2 separate regions of the Homo sapiens genome follow, and region 1 is linked to region 2. Evidence: read pairs that join two places in POLR2A ChIA-PET (ENCODE). Cell type or tissue: PC-9. All regions are shown on one strand. Links, peaks and the distances in the headings refer to the core of each region. The heading gives the core; the rest is flanking DNA.

What was found. ChIA-PET counts read pairs that join two places held together with the same protein. Peaks named below come from ENCODE experiments on the same cell type or tissue, not always from the same donor. Only the 100,000 strongest peaks of a DNase experiment are listed, where the experiment ranks them.
Region 1: POLR2A ChIA-PET joins it to region 2 with 8 read pairs; 2 of 35 experiments call an interaction of 5 or more read pairs at or near these places.

Annotation. Positions count from the first base shown.
Region 1 is chr11:36,014,869-36,024,934 of GRCh38, forward strand. The region is part of intron 1 of LDLRAD3 (low density lipoprotein receptor class A domain containing 3); the gene reads left to right. Among named protein-coding and RNA genes, the nearest start is that of MIR3973, 9.8 kb to the left of the region's middle. RefSeq lists an enhancer at 2,901-4,100. In PC-9, for the core only: no CTCF peak of the experiment used is centred there; no DNase peak of the experiment used is centred there.
Region 2 is chr11:35,670,950-35,681,015 of GRCh38, forward strand. The region is part of intron 1 of TRIM44 (tripartite motif containing 44); the gene reads left to right. Among named protein-coding and RNA genes, the nearest start is that of TRIM44, 13 kb to the left of the region's middle. In PC-9, for the core only: no CTCF peak of the experiment used is centred there; a DNase peak (open chromatin) is centred at 5,172; H3K27ac peaks cover 628 bases.

The DNA.
Region 1 (10,066 bases), core at 2,404-6,403, 340 kb after region 2:
AAGACAAATAAAAAATGTTTAAACAAAAGAAGGGGGGAGCCCCCAGACGAACCATGTGGAAAAGTTCAGTGAAGAACCCCCTAGGATTCCTGATAACCAAGAATAATCCCAGAAGAGTTTGGAAAGTGAGTTGGATTGTAACTGGAGCTGGAATTGGCTTCCAGGGCAGTCCCCTACTCCCTGTTCAGATTCATTTTGGAACTGAAGCGACAGCAGCCATGTAGACTTTTCTGCATGCATCCCAGAGTCTGGCTGTTAAGCCGAGCTTCAGTAGATGCCACCGCAGAGCCTTGCGCCAGGTCTGAGAAGTTTGCATGCTTGGGGTTTATCAGGGTGTGGCTCGTGCCATTTTGGGCATTGCAGAAAAGGAGTGGGGCTGTTTTGAGTATTCAGAGAAAATGAGTGAATCAATTAAAAATAAATCCGGGACATGCCATTCCCCCCCCCCGCCCCCTGCCCCCATTGCCTGTCCCCGTCCCCACCCCTTGTCATTGCATTGTGAACTCTTGGACTTGATAGTGAGGTTGCTGGTTGCTCAGGCTGTAGAAGGAAGAAAGGAGAGGAATGGTGTCTATAAGCCAGCTGTGCTGTTCAAAAACATGTTTTTTACTTTTTATTTAAGTAAACTTTTTATAGAAACTTAACGCACATACCGAAGAGCGCGCAGATGTTAACTGGGGAGCTCTATGAATTTCCATGAAGTAAACACACCTGGGGAACCAGGGCTTAGCTCAAGAAGTACAGCATTGCCAACCCCAGAGCCCCGGTGGTGCCCCCACTCCATCCTCCCCCTGCCCCCCGCCACTGTTCTGACTTCCAACATCACAGATTCCTTTCTTCTGTTTTTGAACTGGCAAGAATGTCTGGCTCCTTTTACTCCACGTTAAAAAGATCTAGTTTCCACCTCATCTTCCAGGAGGTGGGTTGTAGGATAACCCTCCACCCACTTGGGTTGCAAGGACAACTCCAAAACCTTGGCGACCCGACCTCCCACAAGCCTTGGGCTCCAGACTCCAGCACTCTTGTTCCAGGCGCCCTTGAATGAGCTCGTCTGTTTTCCAGCAGAAATCGTGGCCTGATGCCACCTGGAAGACCCAGTAGCATGGAAATAGGAGTCCAGAGCAGGCTGTAAGTGTGAGCTCACAGGGAGGGCAAGTGAGATTTGGAGAGACCTGCCACATTCCCCGCAGAGGACGAATGACGTTTACATCCCTTAATCAGAGTCAGAGGCATCCCACCCAGGCAACTGAGGTGTGGGCCTCTTGTGGGGAGTGGGGCTGGCCAGAAGGGAGGGGAGAAGTGTGGCTGTGGAAGGTGGCTCATAAGAGCTTTTATAGAATACACTTGTGTTCTAAAAGGGAATAAAAGGAAACATAGCCCTTGGGTCATTTTCTATGCTAACTCATTAATAAGCAGTCACCCACAGGTTTCTCCAAGTGATTCCTTGTTCAGTTTTTCTTTTTAGTTTGAGCCAACATTTGGGACTATTAGTTTCTGACTGTATCAAGTACTCTTATCCCAAACTTACTTCTCTTGTGCTTTAAGGAATGCTTCATGAAAATATTTTGTAATTTGGTGAGTAAGATGACTGTTTCCTTTTGGGTTTTGTTTCTTAATGTTAAAGGAACAAATCTTTCTCTGTGTGTATGTATTTTTACAATGAGCAGCGCTATGCCACCTCTCCCCTAAATCATCTTGGCCGCTTTCGTAAGTTCTCCAGGCATATTTACTATGGTGACACTTTAAGCAATTGGTTCTGAAGAAAAGATGCCAATAGAAAATATACCCACATTCTAAAAGGACCTCTCAGTTCCTTCCCTGCAGAGTGTGTGTTCTAAGATTGTGCAGATATAAATGTAAATACCAGTACACTATACATCTACATCTCTAGCGATGAACAAACATGGGATTCTGCTATACATATTGTTTTCCAACTTGCTCTTTCCCTTCTGACTCTATTGTGGCTATTCTTCCGTGTCAGTACGTTCTAACTCCTGAATTCTTTTTAAAGGCTGATGTGGTACTATGGCTATATTGCATCATAGGAGGGGACCTCAGAAAGTTTGTGGAAAGACATAATTAAAAGATAAAAATATAAACTTTACTCCTCAACATAAGCTTCATCAAGTTCAAGGCACTTTGGTAAGCGATGATACCAACCATTTAGTCCATCCCTAAAGAACTGAGGGTTCTGGGAATTTAACCATGTCAATGTGTTTTTTACATTATTAACTGAAGAAAAACATTTGCCTTTGAAAGATTTTTAGGATTAGGGAACAAAATCAGAAGCCAAGACTGTAAGGAGGCTGCCTCATGGCTTCCCATTGAAATTCTCAAAAAATTGCCCTGTTGGATGAGTTGAATTGAGCAGGAGCATTACTAGGATAGAGGAAGACTCTCTGGTGAAGCTTTCTGGGGCATTTTTCTGCCAAAGCTTTGGCTAACTTTCTCAAAACCTCTCATAATAAGCAGACATTATTGTTCTTTGGCCTTCCAGAAAGCTAACAAGCAAAATAGCTCTCAAGTATCCCAAAAAACTGTTGCCATGACCTTTACTCTTGACTGGTCAACTTTCGCTGTGACTGGACTACTTTCACCTCTTGGTAGCCATTGCTTTGATTGTGCTTTTTCTTCATGATTGTACTGATTAAGCCATATTTTATCATCTTTTTTTTTTTTTTTTTGAGTCTCGCTCTGTTCTCCAGGCTGGAGTGCATTGGCGTGATCTTGGCTCACTGCAACCTCCACCTCCCAGATTCAAGCAATTCGAGTGCCTCAGCCTCCCGAGTAGCTGGGATTACAGTCGTGCACCCCCATGCCCCATGACTGTATTTTTAGTAGAGACGGGGTTTCACCATGTTGGCCAGGCTGGTCTCCAACTCCCGACCTCAAGTGATCCACCCGCTTGGCCTCCCACAGTGCTGGAATTATAGGCATGAGCCACTACATCTGGCCCATGTTTCATTTAATACAGTTCTTCAAAGATATGCTTCAGGATCTTGGTCCCGCTTGTTTAAAATTTCCATTGAAAGCTCTGTTCTACTGTGTAGCTGTTCTGGGTGCACCAGTTTTGGCATTCATCAGGTAGAAACTTCAGTTTTTCAGTCAGAATTGTGTAAGCTGAACCAGTTGAGATGTCTGTGGGTTATTATTTCTGTTGTTTATCATGGATCCTGTTTAATTAGGGCACAAACGAGATTAATTTTTTCCTCAAAAGTTGATGTGGATGGTCTGCGGCTGCAGGCTTCATCTTCAACACTGTCTTGCCCCGTCTTAAAATGAGTTAGGTGTTTGTAAACTGCTGATTTTGGCAGGGGGCATTGTTCCCATAAACTTTTTGTAAAGCATCAGTGATTTCATCATCCCTTCACCCAAGCTTCATCATAAATTTGATGTTTGTTCTTGCTTCAGTTTTAGCAGAATTCATGTTGCTCCAATAGGGGCTTTTTTCAAACTGATGTCTTATCCTTCTTAGTTCCTCAAGCTCGATCCTGTTCAGACATGTTATAACAAGTTAGTATGAGTTTATTTGGGTACAGAAAAATTTTAAAATCCATGCATAATTTTTTCATAATATGCATTTTCACAAACTTTGAAGATCCCTTTCATTTACCTATCTCCTCTTATAGACACTTGAGTTCTTTAAAGTTTTGGACTTTTACAAGTGATGCTATAAATAAAAAAAACCCAGCCTTTTATGTGTTTCTCCCTGCATTTATATATTTCTAAGGCTAGATTCCTAGAAATACAATCAGTGGGTCCAAAGGTAAGCTCATTATAAATTGTGCCAGGTGCTGTCAAATGGCCCTAGAGAGATGGTACCAATTTATACTCCCACCAGTAGGGTCTGAGGGTGCCAGTTTCCTCACCCTGCCAACCCTCAAGAGTACTCATCTTTTCAACTTTTGCCAGTCGCATTGTTCTAAACAATGGCATTTCACGTGCATTTGTTTACCTGCTAGTGAGGCTGTGCATCTTTTCATTTATTAGCCATGTTTATTTTTTGTGCCATGCTTGTTCGTTTTCTTTATTCATTTTTTTCTTGGTTTGTTTGCAGTTCTCTTAAGGAGTTCCAATTAGGGACATAGAGGATTGTTTTAAAACACACATTTAGAAAAAAAAATCTCGATGGGCATTTCTGGCTATAAAACTCTATAAAAGACCAAGTACTTCTTCTTTCTGGCATTGAAGGCTTTGGTTTTCTGCTTTGTTTTTATTTAATTAGGTGAAATTTTTCCTCCTGGCTGGAGAGTCCGGCTGTCTGTAAATGCATTATCATTTGTGCAGCACGGGGTAGATTGTGATCTGAGCTGGAAAGTGAGCCATGCCAGGCAGGGGTTGGAGCCTGTTGGAGCTGATTATCGCGGGTGTTCAGTGCAAAGCTGAATCTCTTGCCCCGTGTCTCTTAAAAACCATGGTCTCTCATGTTGTTAGCATAAAGGCACTTGATTGACAAAAGGAGAGACAGGGAGAGTCTCTGGAGATGTGCTGGCACTCTGGTTCATTATGTTTCTTTATTCTGCTGGCATTTCCTATGTCAGTCTTGCTTCGTGTGGAGCCATTATTCCTCTCTTCACATCCAGGTCATGTGGAGAGCTGCCACCTTCCATATAGGTAGATAACCTGGCCTCATTGTTCATAGGACACCAGAGCTTCCAGGAATGGGGTGGCCAAGGGCCTGGGTCCCAGCACTTCAGTGGCCGTTGATAACAGAGGCAAGCTTTCGACTGAACCCCTTTAGGCTCCTTCATTCCTGCCAGCTCACCCTTACCTCTCCAGTAGTAAAGGGCTTGTGCCTTTGCCTGCTCTGGGTGAGAGTCCCAGAGCACAGTAGCCCATCACACTGTGTTGCAGCTGTCACTATTCCCTGGATACAGAAAGAAACAAAGGCCAAAGTTAGGGTGCTAATGGTTTGGGATTCACCATGGGGAGAAGGTGAATCAACCTCTCTGTGGATGGAGGACTGGAGGCGTGACTGAGAGGCGGTCTGCCACCCAGTGCAGAGCAGAAACAGAGGGCTGACTCAGAGAGGCGTTGTCACCTGCTGGATGCACTTGGGCCTGGCTCTCTTCCCCTTTAACATGTGTCTGACCTTGATTCCCTGTGAGCTGGCTCTGTGGGCATGGGTCATCACAGAATGCTGGGTTTGTCTATGGGCAGCTGTGTCAGATGATGCTGACAGCACATGTTATCACATGCAAAGTCCTTGTGCCCCGGAGTTCTGGAGGCAAGCTTTTACCTGCCAAAGTTGCAGTATGAAGGACTGGACTACATTTGAATTTTTACTTTGAGCCATGAAGAATTACTGGTTTACACTCAAGCTAATCTGGAGGTAAAGGTTGCCTCACAGAAAATCCTAGGGTCCATAGCCTTCTCAGGAAAGAAAATAATAATATGAATAAAAAATAATATGAATAAAAACATGAATTTTTGGTTCCTATGCCCGCTCCTACCTTTTAAAATAAGCAAGTTATTATCTGAGCGTGAAGAGACATGTTTTAGTTCTGTAATCTTAAAATGCATGCAAATAGGGACTGTCCACAAGATGGAGGAATAATCCTAATTTGAAGGAATAATCCACAAAATGTTTATAGTATTTTAGCACAGGGAAGCAACTGTCCATTTTTCCCTCCTTCTTTTTCTCTCTCCATTTCGATAGACACTCTGTTGTGGGCTCTGGGCTACATTAGAACACATTCCCTCCTGTAGTTTAAAAGTTGTTCATGAGTTGTCGGGGGAAGAAAGGCACCCAACAGAAATTTGTGGAGCATTATGGTAAATGAAGAGATAGAGGTTTGCATAAGTTATGTTGAGAGGTCTGAGTGGGGGCTTGTACATTGTCTTGGGGGACTAGGGAGAAAACCCCTGGAGAGGTGGGCTGGCCAGGATACCCAGGGCACCTCTGCTGACCCAGGGACCTTGAGTTTTACCCGCTGTGGAATGGGGATTTGAAACAGCATGTGACGTGGTCAGATTTGTTCTACAGCTGTGTGAAGGATGCTTTTAGAAGCCAAGACTGGAGCCAGGAAAGCCAGTAAGGAAGCCATTAGTGCCAAAGAGGTAAGAGAAGCATTTGGACTAGGGTTGTGAGTGACAGGGATGGGACATATTAATGAAAGCATCAGTTGGTTGATGGCGGTGGGGGTGAGGGAGAGGGATGGTTGGTGGTTCTACCAGCTGAGATGGCGCATGATGCAGGAGGAGCAGCTTTAGAAGAAAACCCCAACATTCTGTTTTGGACATGCTGAGCTTGTGCCAGGGATGGAAGTATCTTTGGCAATACGGGGTGGAAATGTGAAGCCAAGGGTGGATGGAGGATGTCGTTGAAGGGAAGAGAACTGAATTGGCGGTGTTGGTTTGGAAGTTATCACCGTGAAGGTCCAACTAATAGTGGACAAAATGACTTAACTAGGGAAGATATCGCTTGTTTAAGCAGTTGGGAGCAAAACTCTGAAGGCTGTTAAAGGAGGGAAAGGAGCTTCCGAGATGACTGAGAAGGAATGATCAGAGAGCCAGGTGTGTGTTAACGGGAGGCAGAGGAAGAGAAGAATATGGTGTGAGGGTGGCCAAGGGAATGGAGTTTCAGAAGGAGGGAATGATCTAGCTGATCCAAAGCAGCAGAATTGTGCCTAAGGAAGAGATGGAAAATTAACGTTTGAATTCAATGATTGGGAGGCCCCCTGGTGACTTTGTGAAGACAGATTCAGGAGAGAGTGATGGTGGTGGGAACCGGACAGATGGCAAGGGATTGAAGAATATGCAGACTGTAGGGTTTAAACCTTGTTTTCTTTTAGAGGGGGTCTGGCTCTGTCTCCCAGGCTGGAGTGCAGTGGCGTGATCTTGGCTCACTGCAACCTCTGCCTGCCGGGCTCAAGTGATCCTCCCACCTCAGCCTCCTGAGTAGCTGTGACTTACAGGCACATGCCACTATGCCTGGCTAATTTTTAATTCTTTCTTTTTTTGGTAGAAATGACGTCTCACTATATACCCCAGGCTGATCTTGAACTTCTAGGCTCAAGTAATCCTCCTACCTGAGCCCTGCAAGTGCTGAGATTACAGGCGTGAGCCACTGTGCCTGGCCTCAAACGTATTTAAAGGTTAATCATGGTCTCAGCGTTCACCAGGCCTTTGACTTCTTCCAGTGTCTTGATATTGAGCTGCCCCTGTTAGCAGGGAGCAATGGAGTCACCTGAAGAACTGGACCCACACTGTGGCGCACGTTATTTCAATTTACTGAAAAATCGTTTCCTAATAAACAGTTCCCTTCTGTTCTTTCATCTCGCCTGGTATGATTCTATTGTATTCAGTTCAGGGTGGATCCTTTTACACTTCAGATCACCCTTCCTCTAATTATTAATCATGTAACTACATTAGAATGCTTTGTCTTATGAAATGACGTGTTATGTACCTACATTACATCTAGTCTTTATATCATAGTAATTCTTTAATCGTGAATTATAACACCTTTAAGAAATGAGCCCTAGTTAATCTTATGGCCACTATTTGCATGCTGTCATAAAATGTGTGAAAAATTCAGAAGCTTCTACTGAATTTTAGTATTTTTTTTTTTCTTTAAGAGGTTTTCTTGTGTGAGTGATACACAGTGAGAATTCTAATGTTTCCAGGTCTGTGACTACTTTGCTCCAATACCAAGATGGACAGAACAGCCCTTTGATTACCCAGGGAGACTGTCAAGTTTGCATCTGGTCAATCTCTGTTTTATATATAAGGAAACTGAGGCACAGGGTGGGTAAGTAATTCCCTGAGCTTGGAAAGTAATGGTAATAGAATTCAGTGTATGGGCTCCAGGGCTGACTCAAATGAGAAGGGCTCTATAATCCATCTTTAATTTTTAAACTTGCTTCGTTTTCTGGAAGGTCATAAGCTACCTTTTCATAGGCTACCCTTTGCAATCTGGAAACCCCAAACAGGTTCGTCTACACAGTTTCAGCCCTTTAAAACAGATTTACCAAACCTGATAGTCTCTTGCAAAGGTAAATTGCTTGCTCAGGAGGTCTGAAAGCTGCGATCATTCAGACATGCATACTAAAGTGGGGACTCCAGCAGTAAACACTGCTTAACTCTGGCACTTTCTAGATGTACAAACATCATTTGCTCAAGAAGTCAGCTAATTCCTCATGATGGAGGGCCTGTCGTCGTGCTCAGGAGGGAGTGTGCCTGTGTGAGCAGATTGTAGAAGCGGGATGGACCAGTTTAATGGATTAAGCTACTTAAGAAAATTTAAAAAGACTCACTGGTTAATATGCACACCCTCTTTGCTTGACGGAAACAGGCTGGCGTTTTTGATCTCCCTGGCGGGGTTGCTTTCCCAATCAGAAGTGATAAGCCAAATAATCATTTATTTGCTGAGACATGATGGAAGATTATGGATAATTGAAGTGAACCAGAGAGACCCTTTAATCCATAGGGAACGGGAGGTAGGTGTGATTCCCGTCCCTTTGGAGATTATTTTCTCCTGTTGCAGGGGGCCATGGGGACTAGCCGTCTCCTAGCTGAGTAGAGAAGGTCAGAGTTGTAAAGTGCAGAGGCCAGAATTGGGTCTCATCTGGGAGCTGGAGACTTGGATTCTCTGGCTAGCTCCAGCACTGCCTTTTGATGAGCTGGTTGCTCTCTGGGTTTTAGTCTCTCTCTATTAAACAAGAGGAACTATCTTCAGTACCTGCCTTTCAAGGATATTTTCAGTCCCTCAGAGGAGGAGCTCTATGTCAATCCCACTTATTATTTTTAAATGCTGAAGACTCTATCTAGGACAGGCAGATGATGTGTGTTTGCCTGCTATGGGGACGATTACGAGTCCACAGAAACAAAGAATGAGTGGGGGAATTTGATTGTCGTCTGTTACTGCCTTACTTTATGCATGGGGAAACTGAGGCTCAGGGAAGTGAAGCAACTCCCCCAAAGCCCAGTGGTGAGTCCCATATGCCTTTCTCATTTGACCTGCTTTACAGCTTTATAGTTGTTTGGAAGGGTTCGTTCATGTGTATAGTTTGGCTGCTATTAAAGAGATCTAGGAATGATTTAAGGAGGGCTAATTATTTCTTAGGAATAATTGAGCTGAGGCCATCATGTATGAGAAGACACACAGCCAGGGTCTGCACTGGGAGGTCTTTAACTGTGTCCTTAAAACCTGGTGTCTGGCCCCACAATCTGCTTTTCTGGATCTAAGTGACCACCACGTTCCAGCTAACCAGCCCAGATTCCAGCAGGCTTCCCATCTGACCAGGCTACACCCACTCTAGAGAGGCAGGAAGAGAAAAGGGACCCAGCCTTCTCTGACTCAGAGAGTCCGTAAGAATGTATGGAGGGAAGGAAGGAGTAACATATACTAGTACCATTTATTAAACCCCAAGTATATACCACCTGCTCTCTTATATATACTTTATCCTTCTGTCTCTTGTATGTCCACATTTTACCTATATATATGTTTTATATCTATATCTATAGCTATATCCATATCTATATCTATAGCCATATCTTTGTCATTATTTGTATCTATCATCCCTCTATCCCTCAGCAATGCTGCCAGGGATGTGGGGTTTCCTCAGTTTTACAAATGGAAAATTGAAGCTCAGAGAGGGTAGCTCACTTGTCTGAAGTTGCCACAGCTAGTTATGGTTATAAGAGAATTAGGCATTAGAACCCAAGTCTGGCTCACTCCTGAGCTCATGCTCTTTTTAACAGACTGTCTTCCCAGAAGGGAGGACAAGGGATTGGGCTTCACTGTCTGGTTTCCTTGCCTTCCCCCATCCTGCACCCTCAAACCACTTCTTCTGTGCTGGCCACCCTGGTTTTTGACTGTGCTCTGTGCCTTTGGCCCTTCCTTAGTTGCAAAAGCCAGGGGGCCCTACCAAGTCACAGCCTTGGCTATCCTCAACTGAGCCCATCTGAGCCTTGCTCAGCCTTCTGCAGCCCCATGTTGAGGGGCGAGGAGGCAGATGGTGTGGACTATTCTAAGGAAGACAGCTTTACTGTGGCTTTCCTCACCCTGACTTCTTAGGGAGTTAGTACTCAAAAAATATCTGACCTACTGGCTAGGCCTTGCTAT
Region 2 (10,066 bases), core at 3,648-7,647:
GGTTTTAAATGTTTCGAGTGCAATGTACATTTACTTATTGGCAAGAGAATATCTTGGAACAGTAAAAGTGGCTTAGTGGGATGATGGGCAAAAGAAGAGGATCGTTGTTATACTGCATTCATTCATTCAGCAAGTATTGAGAATCAACTGAGTTTAGGTACTTTCTAAGTATTGGGAATATAGCAGTGAACAAAATGAAAGTCTGTACTTCTGTCAGAGCTTACATTCTGTTGGAAGGAAGTAGAAAAGAACAAATAAGCAAACGTGTAATAAGTATTATAAATGAAAAGTAAAACATAATACAGGATTAGAGAGGGACAGGAAATATCCTTGCTCTACCATTTTTTGACCTTAGGCAAGTTATGTTATAGTTTGTTCTTGTTTCTGCATTTCTAAAATGGGCATAATGATAAGAAATAAAATAGAACTTTTGTGAGAATGAAATGACTTTGTGGGTGATTAAGAGACTTTAACAATGCTTAACACATTGTTAGTGCTCACTAAATGTTAGCTCTTCTTTTTATTATTAATATAAGGAGGCTAATTATACAAGTTTAGAATTGAGAGGAATTTGTACAATTTATGTTTTGATACCTCAGTGTTTAACCAGGCTGTCAGTGGCTGATATTGGCAATAGAAGGCCAAGTTCTTGCCAAAGTCTGCTGACATTTAGAGAAAAAGCAAACTTCAGAGTAGGCCAGAATGAGCAGAAAAACAGGGTGATCCTACAGCAAGAGGGGATTAGGGATGGAGACAACCTGCTAGGCCAAATGGACTGAGTGAACATCTTGAAGGCGTAAGATCAGCATTTAGTCACTTGAAGTACTGTTCTTTCTTTTCTCCTGGACATTGCTGTATTGCAGTTTTGGTCTGTGGCATTTGGTCTCCAGAAGATTTTGTGGGTCGAAGTTTGAACTGAGCCTAGTCTTTAGCTTTATCATAGAAAAATAGTTATGCAGCCCAATTTATGACTTCTTACCTGAGTCATGACTTGTCATCTCAGATATGTGGGATTCTCTTACTCTGACCATAATTTCTATCTACGAAAATGGGTCACTGGATCTGACAAAAGAGCTTGATCTGGCTTATGGATTTATTCATATGAAAATTCTTACATTGTCAAGGGAATTTGCATTCAGAGATACATTTAATGAATTTTTATGTTGAACAATAAAAGTGCTTTAGATATACTCAGTAGTCTAGTAATTTTTAAAATTATTTTGAACACAACCTACAGTAGAGGAAATATATTTTATACTGTGATCTCCTTTATACACACAGCCACCCACTACACATACCCTTTTAACTCAAATGGAACACCATTTGCCTTACTACATACGATATGTTCTGTTTCTCTTCTATTCTGTTAAAAAAAATTCTAGACACTCCCACTAAACTGATTTCATGGCACACTAATGTGTCATGTCCTGTGGTTTGAAAACCACTCGTCTAGTGTACCCCAAGATCACCTGAAGAAAAGGTAGAGTCTTACAAAGTGGCAAAGGGAGAAGTGGTTGGCAGAATTCAGTAAATATATAGCATTTGTGGAGTTCTTAACATGGCTTTTCTAAAGACAGATCAAAAGGGTTTTAAGCCACACCCTTTGCTTTTAAGATGGATATTTGGGGAGAATGTTTGGTTAAGTGATAAGCGGAACAACTGCTTGGGGAGTGACTGAGGAACATTGGTGTCTGGGTGAATGGGAGGATATAGCTGTGATTCTCGAGGGGCTGGAGGTATGCCGTAGTATATTCCATAGTGGTCAGTGAATCTGGCTTTTCATTCAGCCCATAGAAGAAGCTCTGACAGGGAGACAGAAGGTTGAAGGCTTGCTGTAATGTATCTATTTATATTTTTTACTTTTTATTCTTGCTGAAGAGATATAGGTCACCTTCTAATTAGAGTTTGTAGCACTGGCATACATAGTGGTTCAACCAGTGTCTTATTTATTTGTACAGAATAAGACAAACGCTAAGACCAAGGTAAAGGGGATGGCATGCTGTCATTAGTTGGAGCCACCCTGCATAGTTCTGTAGAAAGTTTATGTGAGGCCTGCAGTTCTGGGATTTCCAATCAAAATGTACTTTCTTAACCTGTAAAAAGTCTTGGAAGTATGCAGTGAACTAGACAGATAGGGCTCTAGCTTTTTGGAATTCACTCTCTACAGTGGGAAAGAAATAGTAGAGTAATTTTGGATGGTGTTATATGCAATGAAAACAATAAATCATGGTAATGTAAGAATGAGTTGGTGTGGCAGGATAGGTTACTTTTTGATAAGATGTGTTATAGAAGGCATCTCTGAGCATATGATATTGGGCAGAGACCTGAATTATGACATCCTGTGAAGATCTAGGGAAATTTTCCTATTGTGTTACCATTCGATGCTACTGTATAGAGTCCAGTGATTTTATTCATGGCAGAGACAATTGGTTTGGTGTAAATGAACAACTCCTTATAGAAGGGTTAGTTGGCTCTGTAAATGAGAGAATGGCATTGTTCTAGCAATTGAATGTGTTGTTAGCATAGATGAAAATACTGCTCTATGGAGGGAATATGAGATTATTTTACATTAGTTAGATTTTTCAGGGGATTTAACATTGATGGTGATGGAGCTTCATTAAAGAACTAGAGTGCTTAGCCAGTGGTCTGAACAATCCACTTTTGAGAGAAAAGGTCCAGGCTTTCTCTATTCTCTCTCCTAGAAGTCTGGTGCCCTCTTTTTCTCTTTCCTGGCCTTTCAATCAAAATAGGATGAGTTCATAGGCATTTTATGCTGTTAGGCAATTGATTTTTTGGGTAAGGTTGCTGATGCAGTAGGCTTATTCTTAGGCTCCTCTGGTGATAAAGGACTCTTGAGCCTCTGTCACCATTGTCTTGACCACCACTCTTGACAGGGAGGTTGCCCTGCCTGCCTGTTCATTGACATACCCACCTTTTCTCTCCGCTTGCACCTAACCCAAGTCTGAGAAGCCAGAGATTCATCTGTATCAGTGCCTCGTATGTGTTCTGCTTGAAGTTATGGTTCAGTCTGAGAGGACCAGCCGAGTTTCCTGTTCTTATTATTGTTTTAATATTCAGAACCAGGGGCTAAACTTGTTAGGTGGCAGTAAGGAACACAGATGCTCATGGACCTTTCAGAATAGGAGACGTATTATAGACAATGGATGAAACAGAAGCTTTAGTCTTGATACGGGGAGTAGAGATGAGAATGGGGTAAGAAATGCAGAAGGCTGGCTCTGGGAGAGTTGAATCTTGTGTGTGTGAGTGGGAGAGAGAGAGAATTTGCGTGTGTGTGTGTGTGTGTACACATGCGCACATGTGTTTGCGTGTATGTATATATCGCTATGATAGGATCAAGTCAACATTGCATCAGGTGCAAAAAAAATCAATATTGATGCCCTTTTTAAATGTCAGAAAACTGATCAAGAATGAAAAAACCAAAACCAACCAATCAAACAAAATTTCCCAAATATACCAAAGGCTCAATCCACAATTTACGGCAAATAACTCTATGGGCAGTGACTTTGATGTATACTATAATGTGCTAGATTATTTTTGTTGAACATTTATATATTAAACCCACTTCAGATGGGTTTAGTTAGTTTTTGGTAAGGTAATAATTGGTTTTTAACATCAATAAGAAGATTAGCAAATACATTCATTATAGTATGTCCAAACTATAACATATAGCTGGCTTTCATTTTAGAGAATGATATTTTATTTTCTTAAACTAATTTTATTCATCTGAATAATTTTGGAGCACTTATTATGGTGAACTGTGTGGTGGATACGAAGAAGAATAAGCAAAGTTTCTAACTTCAGGAAGCTTACAGCCTAATAGGAAAGAGAATCTTTTCACATGCTTATTTGTGTGTATTAGAGAAAAGGTACAAACAGTATGCTATGGAAGTGGAGAGAAAAGAGAAATTGATATCACTGGAGGGCATGGAGCCAGGAATAGATTCTTAGAGGAAGGAGTCTTTGAGGTAGGCCTTGAAAGATGGGTAGGGTGTTACTAGGTAGATACAGGCTTTGAGGTATCCTTTTGTTCCCATTATAACAGCCTGTGAACATTTATTGTAGCACTAAATACTGTGTACTATGTCATGTTATTTCTTTCCATGTCTTTCCCTGGTGGGTTATAAATTCTTTAAGGCTAGAACTATATGTTATTCATCTTTGTATTCCCAGCACCTAGCACAGTGCCTGCTGGATGGTAGATGAACATGAAGTATGTGATAGGAAGTGTAATAATCTTGTCTAGTTCCAGGGCATTAATGAAGAACTGAGAGAGTATTGCATAGTTGTTGTAGATCAGTGTTTACATTGGGATTAATTTGACTGCATCTAAAATAATGAAATAATTTGGAAAAATCCAAAATAACCACTCCCACATGATGTTTATTTCTCTGTCACATAAAATAACTTTGGGTGTAGGCAGTCTAAGGTTGGCGTGGCAGAACCATGAAGTTACCAGAAATCTAGGCTCTTTTCAGCTCCATTCTGACATCCTTACTGTGTCATGGGCCAAGATGACTGCTGGAGGTCCAAGTTCCAGAATGACAGACATAGAAAAGTGAAGAAGGGCACACCCCTCTATTTTTGTTTGTTTGTTCATTTGAGACGGAGTGGCACGATGTCGGCTCACTGCAACCTCCGCCTCCCGGGTTCAAGTGATTCTCCTGCCTCAGCCTCCCAAGTGGCTGGAATTACAGGCGCCTGCCACCCTGCCAAGCTAATTTTTGTATTTTTAGTAGAGACGGGGTTTCACTATTTTGGCCAGGATGGTCTCGATCTCCTGACTTCGTGATCTACCCACCTCGGCCTCCCAAAGTGCTGGGATTACAGGCATGAGCCACTGCACCTGGCTGGGCACACTGCTCTATTTTAAAGGGAACTCTCGAGAAGTTATATACATTGCTGCTTATGTTTCATTGGCCAGAACTCAATACCCTGGCCTTATCTAGTTGCAAGGGAGACTGGGAAACAGTCATTTCTCCAGGCCACAGCGTGTGCAGCTAAAAGCTGAGGTTCTTTTACTAAGGAAAAATGGGAGAAGAATATTGAAGGACCAAACAGTCTTTGACCCAGTTGGCTTTGCAGTCTGTTTTTGAGTCTTAGCTCTTCCACCTACTAGCTGTATAATGTTGAGTAATTCACTCAGCCTCTGAGTCTTGGTTTCTTCTTCTGTAACATGAGCTAAGTAATTGTTTCTCCTTATTGAGTTATGATGAGGAACAAACAAGATCATAGATGTAAAGAGTTTAGCACAGTGCCTGGAATATCATAAGCCCTCAGCAATGGGTTGCTCTTATTCTTATTACTGTTATAAAGCCATCTAAGGTTCTATTCTGAGTTCCTTTCCAGACAAGTTAGTCTGGCAGCAGTAGAAGCTCTGGACACCAAGTTTCTTGGGTGCAAACTGTTCATCCCCCTCTCCTTCTGTTCCTTCTGCCTGCTCTAATCTGGTGGGTAGATAGGCTGGAGAAAAACTTGTCTTTGGAGAAGAGGCTTCTGTATATTTCAGTGTCCTGCTGGTGCCTTATGCACTAGCTAACCAAAACACAGCTGGTAGGTCTAATTTTAGGTTCACAAGTCTTGCTGGTTGTCCTCTTTAGATTCTGTTTTACATTCTGAACTGTGGGAAGTTTTTATAGAAGCAGAGGGGAGGTGGGGACAAGATACTCTTTACTTTCTGGTTGGAAAATAGCCTTCATTTTCTTTCTAGTAGGCAGTCATGGGGAGAGATGTAAGGTTAAGTTTATATAGGCACCCATACTATTTTCCTCTGTGAATTTTGAGTGTGTGTGAACCCTGGCAGGCTCTAACCTGTGTTGATTGGTAGACTCTGACTTCATGTGTATAAATAATGAAAATGCTAATCTTTGGCCGAGGTTATAAAACCAAGAGTCTAGAAACCTTTGTCTGTTGTTGAATTTTGAGACTGTTTTTGTCTGTTTTTGAATTTTGAGACTGTTGTTTTGAGACTGTTGTTGAATTTTGTCTGTTGCTGAATTTTGTTTGAATTTCCAGAGATATGAGAAAAATAACAAATAGCTGTCATTTATTGAGTGGTTTGTGGCCAGGTCCTTTTCATATATTGTTTCATTTGATCCTTAATAAAATTCCACAATTAGCTATGTTGTTATGTTTTCCATTTTATGTATGAGGAAACTCAAAAGAGGTTAAGTTTTGCTGACAGTTACTTAGCTAGCAAGCGTAAGGACTGGGATTTGAATCCAGGCCTGACAAAGTACATATTCTTTCCACCATTCCATTTTGCCTCTACAAATTTGATTACTCCCTCTCATATTTAATCTAAGTTGTACTGACACATTATCCTTATGTTTATTTTCTATATGAAGGCATTTAATAGATGAATACTTTCTGAATATCCTAAAACTATTTTCCCCTTCTCTTTGGTCTTCTTTCTATATATTATATATAATTTTAATTAGTAAAATATTTTTTTTATTTTGTTCTATTCAGCACTTCTCTAGGTCAATACCTGATACTTAGTAGTCACTCAATGTATTGTTATTTAATTAATAATAACAACAGAAATTATAACTAACATTTATTGAGAACTTAGCTTGTACTGCTTCTCTAAACTTTCTGCATATTCTTTCATTTAATGTTTACCACAATTCTTTGAGGTATAGTATTTCTTAAGATAATTTTATATATTATTCGAAGTTAGTGGCATTTCTTTTCTTTTGGTCTATTTATTCATTCAACAAATATTTATTGAAGGCTTAAAATTTGCCAGGTGGAGTATTTTGGCCAGTAGGGAACCAACAAGAAGCAACTCTAAGTCATGGAATTTATAATCTTTGAGCAAAACAGACAGTAAGGAAGTTAAATGATAAGTGATATTTTAAATAATGATAAGTACTGTGAATAAACAAACTGGGGAAGGAGATAGGGAGTGACTGGGATGTGGGAATGAGAGGGAAGCTTTTTAAGGATCTGAGGACTTTTTGAACTAGTGACCTGGGTGTAGTTAGAGCCAGTGATGAGAAGCTCTAGGGACATAGTGGTTCAACTGAAGGGAACAGCAAGTGTAAAAGCCCTGAGATAGAACAAGTTTACTAAGGGGATAAAATGAATGGCTGGAGTATAATCAGTAGTGGTGGGGTAGGGGTTGACTAGTAGATGAGGTCAGATTACCAAGTAGGCTGTGGTAAGGATTTTGGGTTTTATTCTAAGTAGTCATAGACTGTTTAAGCAAGGGAGTAAATGATCTGGTTTATATTCTTAAAACTTCTCTTTGGTTCCTATGTGGAGAATGGGCTGTTGGGTAGCAAGAGTGGGAGCGGTATTGCTGCTTGTACCAGGTTGGGAATAGTGGACAATACGATAGTGAAGAATACATGCCAACTGGATATGGCATATATTTTAGAGTTCGGCCTAAAAAGACTTGCTGATGGATTTTTTTTCAGACCCAAGAATGACTTTGAGTCTGACAACTAAAAGTGATGGCCTAGTGTAGGAGTGGGTTTGGAGTTAGAAAATGAAGTAATATAAAGGAGGTGGTAAAAATTTTCGTACATGGGATGGTGATACTAAAATTTAATTTCATTTCCTTTTGACAAAACTTTGCTTTCTGATTTGATTCCTTAGGAGGACTTCCTCTCCCCTCCCTCTCCCCTCTCCCCGCTCCCTCCCCTCCCCATTCTCTTAGACAGTGTCTCACTCTGTTGCTCAGGATAGATGGCAGTTGATCTCCGCCCACTGCAACCTCCACCTCCTGGGTTCAGGTGATTCTCATGTCTCAGCTACCCAGGTAGCTGGGAATACAGGCCATGCCCGGCTTATTTTTGTATTTTTAGTAGAGATAGGGTTTCTCCATCTTGGCCAGGCTGGTCTCAAACTCCTGGCCTCAAATGATCCACCCACTTTGGCCTCCCAAAGTGCTGGGATTACAGGTATGAGTCACTGCGCCTGACCAAGGAGGACTTCTGTATTCCATCTTCTGATCCTTTTCCACAATTTCTCCCAGACAAGACCTTCTGGTAAAATGACTAAGTTGGATTGATTTTTTTTTTTTTTTTAGAAGAATGATATCAACACAAGCCAATGGAATAGGGAGGAAAACACCCCAATACAGATAGCTAGTATTCTTTCTGAATTCAACATCTTCTGATTGATTCTTTGTAATAATAGAATTCAATATTCAGGAGCCAGTTTAGGATATTTATGTGGCTTATATTTACATTTTTGCTGACACGTGACTTTTCTTTTGGGTGCCTAGCTGGTTATTGGCATTAGACTAGACTGACTTCCATGAAAGTGCAGAGACCACTTGTCAAGGAATTCTTCTTCCTATTCTGATGCCACTGCTACCTGCCATATTCTACTTTTGCTTCTACCCTTTACCCATTTTTAAGGCATGTTTCCATTAGCATGAAATGTTATTTCTGTGTTTTGGGGTGGATGGATCTGAATGTATCAGGTAATATGTACTCCTTTGAAGAAAGGCACCCCAATTTTCATGGTGTTCAAACACAAGGAACATTAGAGGTAGAAAACATTTAGAATTGCTTCCAGGGATAGCAACTTCAGATATCTACCAGAAAGGTAATGTAAAGAAGAGAAGCAAGCCAAGGTAACTGGCAAACTTGAGAGAGGTTGCTTTGCCTAAAGTGAGTAGTTGCTACTCAGCTTCAGCCAATTTCTGCTATATGGGAATGGGAGCCCATTACAGTCATACCCTTTGGATTTACAAAAGAAGCTAGAAATCTTTATTTTTATGTCATATGTCCTCATTTTTAAATGCTAGCAACTAACTTAAAACTCTTAGTGGATGTGTGGGACAACACTCTAAAAGCCAAAGAAAATAGTTCTGTAGGCCTCAGGCTGTGGATATATAGCTTTTGATCTGGTCCATCTTCCTCATTTACAGATGGAAAAACAGAAACCCAGGGATGTAAAATGACTTTTCCAAGCTCACACAAGCAGTTGCTGGCAGTGCTAGTAGTAAAACCTAGGTCTCCTTTCTCTTTGTGCAATGCTCTTTACATTTGGAATGTTAATTGTTTTTGAGGATGTGAGAAAAGCTAATGTCATGTACAGCCCAAATTTTATATCGTTTTGAGGATTTCAGACCCCCTGAAATCCATACATGAATATCAAGTAAAGAACCTTCTCTTGAATCTGCTGGTCCATATGTTTGCATTGTCAAAGGAAAAGGCCCCAGTATTTACATTTAGGCAAATTCATGGGAAGAAGCACTGTAAGCAGGAGACCTTGGCCCTCTTGGTCAACTTCTGCTTCTCTCCCTGCCTTACTGCCTGCCTTTTTTTGTTTGTTTGTTTTTTAGTATGCTAAATCTTAATTATGCAATTAATAGGAATATATTTAACTCTAAAATCCTTCTATCCTAAGTACCAGTCCCAGCAATAATTGCTTTTCTAATATTCTACATACCTATGTCACTCATAGAAAGTAATAATTTTTTAAAAAACTGTTACATGTACCATTTTGCAAGGTTTTGTTTTTTTTTTTAAATTCAACAATATGTCATGCATTGTATCCAGGTACATACAACCTACCTCATTCTTTTTATTTGCTATGTCGTATTCCACAGTGTGTTAATTCCACAGTTTATTTAGCCACCCAATATTTATGAATCCTTGGGGTGTTTACAGATTTTTAGTATTACAAACAGTGCTGCAATAAATACTTTTGTACATGCATCCTTGACACAGGTGCTAGTCTTCCTCAAGAGGAAAGGAGAAGTGGATTGGTAGGCATGTGATTTCAGAGTGGCAGTTATTTTATATATCCATCAACAACATATGGAAGTCCCCAATTTCCCCAGGGCCTAACACTTGCTGTTATGAGATTAAAATTTATTTCAGGCTGATGGGTAAGAAATTATATTTTAATCATGAGTGAGTCTGAGCATCTTTTGCATGTTTTGATGTGTTTGCATTTCACATTTCTATTTTTTTTAAGACAGGGTCTCGTTTGTTCATTTTTTTTTGGAGATTTCTGTTGGGTTTATTTGGCCTTTTCTTACTGATGTATAGAAATCCCTTATGTGTTTTTTCTGTATTCTTGA